Regions from separate parts of the Homo sapiens genome. Here region 1 is linked to region 2. A link is a contact called in ENCODE Hi-C or POLR2A ChIA-PET data. All regions are on one chromosome and are shown on one strand. The core of a region is the stretch at or near the end of the contact, and the rest is flanking DNA. Distances in the headings are between cores, read along the strand shown. Region 1 has its middle 67 kb from the start of LINC03069. Region 2 holds the start of LINC03069 (long intergenic non-protein coding RNA 3069).

Evidence for each region. Hi-C counts contacts between places; a loop is a spot of excess contacts on that map. ChIA-PET counts read pairs that join two places held with the same protein, here RNA polymerase II (POLR2A).
Region 1: a loop to region 2 is called in a map of heart left ventricle, with 4 times the contacts of the local background. The contact joins the enhancer-like site here to the promoter of LINC03069 in region 2. A Hi-C loop is called at or near these places in 1 of 168 maps with a recorded cell type or tissue (heart left ventricle). POLR2A ChIA-PET finds 5 or more read pairs at or near these places in 2 of 52 experiments (AG04450 and OCI-LY7).

The regions. Positions count from the first base shown.
Region 1 is chr18:56,256,900-56,259,847 of GRCh38, forward strand. No RefSeq gene overlaps it. Among named protein-coding and RNA genes, the nearest start is that of LINC03069, 67 kb to the left of the region's middle. Within about 2 kb of position 1,437, at least 2 of the 41 ENCODE cell types and tissues checked have a DNase peak (open chromatin) inside an H3K27ac peak, as active enhancers do.
Region 2 is chr18:56,189,732-56,192,624 of GRCh38, forward strand. It overlaps LINC03069 (long intergenic non-protein coding RNA 3069), which reads right to left and starts at 1,531. Exons shown (of 9, transcript NR_148972.1): 1 at 1,033-1,531.

The DNA.
Region 1 (2,948 bases), core at 187-2,686, 67 kb after region 2:
GAAGGGATTATAATTATACAGACACTCCCCAAATTACATCACAGTCCCATTCAAGAAGGCCTTGCAAAGCATGGATTTGATGTACGTTGAAAATACAGACTTCACAAAGACCTTTAAATTACCCATAGCTCTTTGGAGAAATTAGAAGACTAACAGCTCCTATTTGCATTTTTTCAGGACATTGGCCTCAAGGTCAAGTATATCTTTCACAGCCTTCAATACTGGAGTTGCTTTTAACTCTCGAAAATATATATTCTTAGGGGCATGTTTTCTCTACAGTCAATCTCTTTTCATTCATATAAGACTTTCTGAAGACTTTCTGTGCTGTGTCATCTCCTGTATTTCTTTTTAATATTCCCACTTTTTTTCTTGCTTTTTGTGTCTATTCCAGCAGTCTCAACATGCATTTTTTTATCATGTAAATTCCGACATGACCCACTAGTAGCCTCATACTGCAAGAGTTCACAGTACTTTCTCTTTCCTTTTTCTGACTTCAAGACTTTGCTTAGACGGTCATTAGGCTAAGTGACAAGCATTTTAAACTATGACTCATCATCTTCCTTGTAAGTCAGTCCTCTATTTCTATGAGTAACTTTTTCTCCTGAACCCTGCTTTGTGAACCCTGTAAGTTCCAAAGATGCAAAACATTTTTCATGCTTTTTTATTTTTTTTTCTTTTTTAGGTGGAGTTTCGCTCTTGTCGCACAGGCTGGCGTGCAATGGTGCGATCTCAGCTCACTGCAACCTCTGCCTCCCAGGTTCAAGTGATTCTCCTGCCTCAGTCTCCCGAGTAGCTGGGATTACAGGCGCCTGCCACCATGCCCAGCTAATTTTTGTATTTTTAGTAGAGACGGGGTTTCACCATGTTGGCCAGGCTGGTCTCGAACTCCTGACCTCAGATGATCCGTCAGCCTTAGCCTCCCAAAGTATTGGGATTACAGGCATGAGGCACCATCCCCAGCCCATCTTTCATGCTTTTTATCCATAAATTACCATAATTTAAAAAATATTTCCCAAATGAAGTTCATGAAATTTAGACTGTGGATGCCTTTGGTTTTTTAACATTTTTATTTTCTATTATAAATTCCTCTTCTTAAATTAGAAACTGATCCTCTCTTCTTGCTCTTACTTTGCCAATTTTTAGTCCTGAATAAAATAAAGCAAAGGGGAGAATAAAACTAATAAACTAAAATAACACAAGATAATGCAATGAGAATACACATGGTACCAGAAACCACATGGGATTGAACAGAAGGGCCTTCCCTCTCATGTGAGTGCCTTCTGCCTTTCCCTCTCTATTCCCAATATTCGTCTCTGCCTGAGATAGTTTACATTTCCATATATCACACTAATATTTTCACATCTCTAAAACTATATTCTCTCCCTTATAGAACAACTTACAAAAGGTTGATGTTATGCAAATCAAGAGTTGCACAATCTAAGAGTCTCTGACTTCTGCTTTACACAATTTTTTTTTTTTAGTTTAGGAGCAAAGTTTTAATAGGCAAGAGAGAGAGAAAGAGAAAGGAAAACAGCTCTCTCTCTAGTGACAGAGAGGGGACTTCTGAGAGGAAAGGCCCGCTTTGCACATTTTATTTATTTAGTTGGTGTTAGTTGATTGATTTCTCTGTAACAACAGAGCTCAGGGACCTTAATACCTGACCGCACAAACCAAATAGAAAGCGTTGACAAATGTCTAAGAGACCCAATCATCTACTATATTAGTTGACTATTGCTGTATAACAATTACCCCCAAAATTAGTTTTTTGAAACAGAAAACACAAATTATGTCACAGTCTCTGTGGGGCAAGAATTCAGGTGCAACTTAGCAGGGTGCCCTTGGTTCAACGTCTCTCACAAATCAAAGTGTTGGCTGGGCATGCCGTCCTATCTGAAGGCTTTTCTGATGGGTATCTGTCTCCAAGCTCACTCAACTGGTTGCTAGCAGGATCTAATTCCTTGTGCCACATGATGTATGTAGTATGTGCATGTCTCCATAGCACATACGGAAAGGTGTAGGCTCTTTGAAAAGACCAGTAAGATAAACAACGCTCTGGCCAGTCCAAAGATAAAAGAGAGAGAGAGACAGAAAAGGATAGCATTAATGATGAGAAAGTATATATAGCAACAGATATGATTACTTTAAAAATTATCAGGGAACTATATGTTATTCTATTTTACTAAATCGAAAATCTCAGTCAATGGATTATTTTCTAGAAAAATATAAATTACAAGACTTACTCAAGAAGAAATAGAAAACTCAAATAAACCAAAATTATTAAAGAAATGAAAAGCAATTATTAAAATATGATCCACACAAAAACCCTATACTTTTGTCTGCGGAAGTTCTAACCACCTTCAAGAAACAGAAAATCCCTACATCATTTAAATTTTGCAAGCATAAAAAGATGGAAACATACCAATTTCTGTTACAAAATTAGCACAATAGTAACTAATCCCACACTTATGCCTAATAGATACAAAAAAATGCTAAATGAAACCTTAGTATACTAAATTCAGATGTATAACACAAAGGTTATGCATCATAACCAAGTAGGGTTTATTCCAGGAATGCAATGGCGCTCCAACTTGGAAAATGGATTGATATATGTTACAACATCAATTGGACAAAATAAACAATTCATATAACCATCCTGATAGAAAGTAAAGCATGGGATAAAATTCACTATCAGTTTCTAATTTTTAAAAAAACTATTAATAAAATAGAATATAAGAGTTTCCCTTACCATTATTTACAGTAATCTCTCTCCCTGACCAACTTTTCCAGTACAGTCAGGAGCAATATAAGGAAGTCAATCATCACCACTTCTATTTAAGATTGTGCTCCAATTTCAATATATGCAATTAAACCTGAAAACAAAATATTGTGAAGGAGAAAGAAAAATGACCAGGAATTATAGATGTTATGGTTGCTTACCTATGAAAGAT
Region 2 (2,893 bases), core at 281-2,780:
GGCCTGCGTTCTGACAGTGCTGCGCATGCTCACGCCGTGCGCATGCTCAGAACGAATTACAATAGACGCGTTTCTCCCACGTTGCCTCGCTAATGGCGTGGATGGGTACAAGGAGCACTGCGTGTGTACCTGTGAGCCTCAGCTCCTTCTAATTTAGTGACAGAGCTACCATTCTCATCTCCACATAGTATCTCCTGAGTAACTGTCCAGTTCTCAGGCGGCTTAACTCCCACTAAGCCCCGAAGAGATAGATTTTCTATTTTTTAAAACGCAAGCCCCTATAAAGGGATAGACGGTGCTTCTTTTAAAGAGCTTTTAAATATTATTAAACTCAAATTTTCCTCTCTAGCAGGTTCATGGCATGTAGAGTTAAATATAGAAAGAGCGTTTGCACAAAGCCTGTATTTGATTAGTTCCCTTCTTAACTGATATAATTAAATATTGAATTGACCCAGAGTGCTGAATATTACTTTCTGGTGGGACCTGTGCCACCAAATACCTAAAAGCCTTTAGTTGTTTCTTTGCTGCAATGGATCAAATTAAGCTGCAGTTCCCCAGGCCTCATTTGACCTAAAACTGTTTTAATGCTGAAATGCTTTTCCAGGTATCTTGCCAGTTGCCGTTGATCTAAGACTTAATAAGACATCACTTGGGGTTCCAGCAGCAGCCTGTATGGGGCTGAACAGTCTAACAGTGGGGCACTTCTGGAAAAAATTCCTAAGTTCTATTTCTATTTTATAGCTATCACCAATACACAAACACACATGCCCCACCACCCCCAAGAGGGAGGCATTACTTGTAGTACTGGTGTTATTCCTTAGAAATCTTACTACAAGGAACTTAGACATTTTATCTTTACAGCTAAACTCTAACATTAAGAGGCAAATTAAAAAGAGGAAAACTAAAGCCTCTGATGAGCTGGGAGTCAAGGACATCAAGATAGGAGATCCATTAGACTAGAAGTTTCCCATACCATTCAACTCAGGCAGTTTCTGTAGAACCACTCACAAAGATTTAACAATTTTCACCAACCTTATGAAGAGTTGCATAACTCCACTTCTTCCTCTTCATGTTCAGTTTTTCAGGGTCTCCTCCTTTGTTTCTTCTGAGATAAGAACCCAATATCCAATTCTTTAATTTGCCATTCTCAAACAAAAGCAACCACATTTTCAGTCAACTTCAAAAGTATTTTGATGTCACTGTTACGACTCAGTGTGTTTTCCTCTCTTCATGTGATTGAAATCCCTTTGTAAACTCTGAGAAAACTTGTTCTGAATTTTTTAAGAGGTTCAGCATGTTCAACCAGAAAACTTGTTCGTGCAGAACAGGAGTACATACCTCGAAGCTTCTGTTTCTAAGAGTTTATTGCTGGCTGAAGTAAAGGTTCTGATGGCCAGGATCAAATCATTCACCAAGGACACTGAGTGGTTTCTATTGCTGAATCTTGCACTTTGCTTCCCAAATAAAGTGTTTCCACCCGAAAGACCATTTTTAAGGGGCTGCTTCACTGTCTCTTCCTCCCACGCTAATTAATTTTTGGTTTCTAAGTCCTTAGTGTTTCTGCATTTGAATACTTCACTAAAAAACAATTAATCTGCTTGTGTGAAGAAGTGCGGGTCTAAGTACACTCAGATTAATTATTTGCCAAAGACTCTTTCAAATTATCTCTATCCCTGGTCCCAGGTAGTTACTTATCTATAGGGGAGGTGGCATACCTAATTGTAATCCTGATAAATAAATATATGGTTTTGAAGTTTGCTGTTTGTACTGGTCATTTGCCTGTTGGCTGTCAGATCCATTCACACTTCCTTCCCTCGTTCTGCTCTGTAGAGAGCTAATCTCTACAAGTTATAATTCCCAGATGCTCTTGCTCACTGGCTTCCATTAAGGTTAAATCAATGGGCAGCACTGGTGGAAACTGGAGGGTGGGAGGGGAGAGCGGCCCACCTCCTCATCCCTCACGTAGTACCTCCAACAGCTCCATCGTAGTTGCAGCCCATGTCGTGGTCCCAGCTCCCACCAGACTTTCTTCGTAGTTCTAGCTCCCACCTGTTAGTCAATCTGGACTCCCATCTTTTCCCTTTATGACCCTAAGAGTAGCAGCACCTCACCTATTTTCAGCCCCTCCAGCAACTCTATAGTGAATTACTTTTATTAAATTCCTTCAATTGAAATATCTGGCTTGTGCTCTCTTTGGAACATTAGTAATAGAGTTTTATTAATTCCACAATTTAAAAATGTTTTAATAGTTACAATTTAGAAAGCAGGTATAGAGTAAAAAATAGAAATCAATACCACTAAACACATACAGAGAAACATTTCCCTGTGCAGCAGGAAGGAGTAAATTATGCCATGAGGAAACACAAGCAATGTGGATGAGCTGGCCATCTTTGTTTGTAAACGAGGAACACAGGCTGAGAATGCCCAGCCACACATGCCATCAGCAGTGGCACCAGTGAGAGAGCCCAGATCTTCTCCAGCTCTAGCTGATGGGTACTTTGATTATAAAAAGTATGTCCACATTGAGAGCACAATGGAGAATTCAGATAAGTTTCCTGATAACCTAGTCATTAGAGCCTTTGTTCCGGTCATTTCATTGATGACCAAATGTTAGTAACCAACTATAATTTTATAGGCTAGAGTTTTCTAAATTCAGCCACAAAGTGCAACCACATTGATATATAATCTCTGGATTATGCATCCAGGGAGCCTATTTTCCTGGGAGTTACTAGATATTTCTTTCTTCCTCTCTGCTAAAATTAATACCATATCTGAAACAGAGAAGGGGATTAAAAATCACTTGCCTTAATTTTTAAATTTTTAATTATGACTTTAAAAACACATAAAATTTATTATCTTAACCATTTTAAGTGTACTTAACTGTACACTTAAA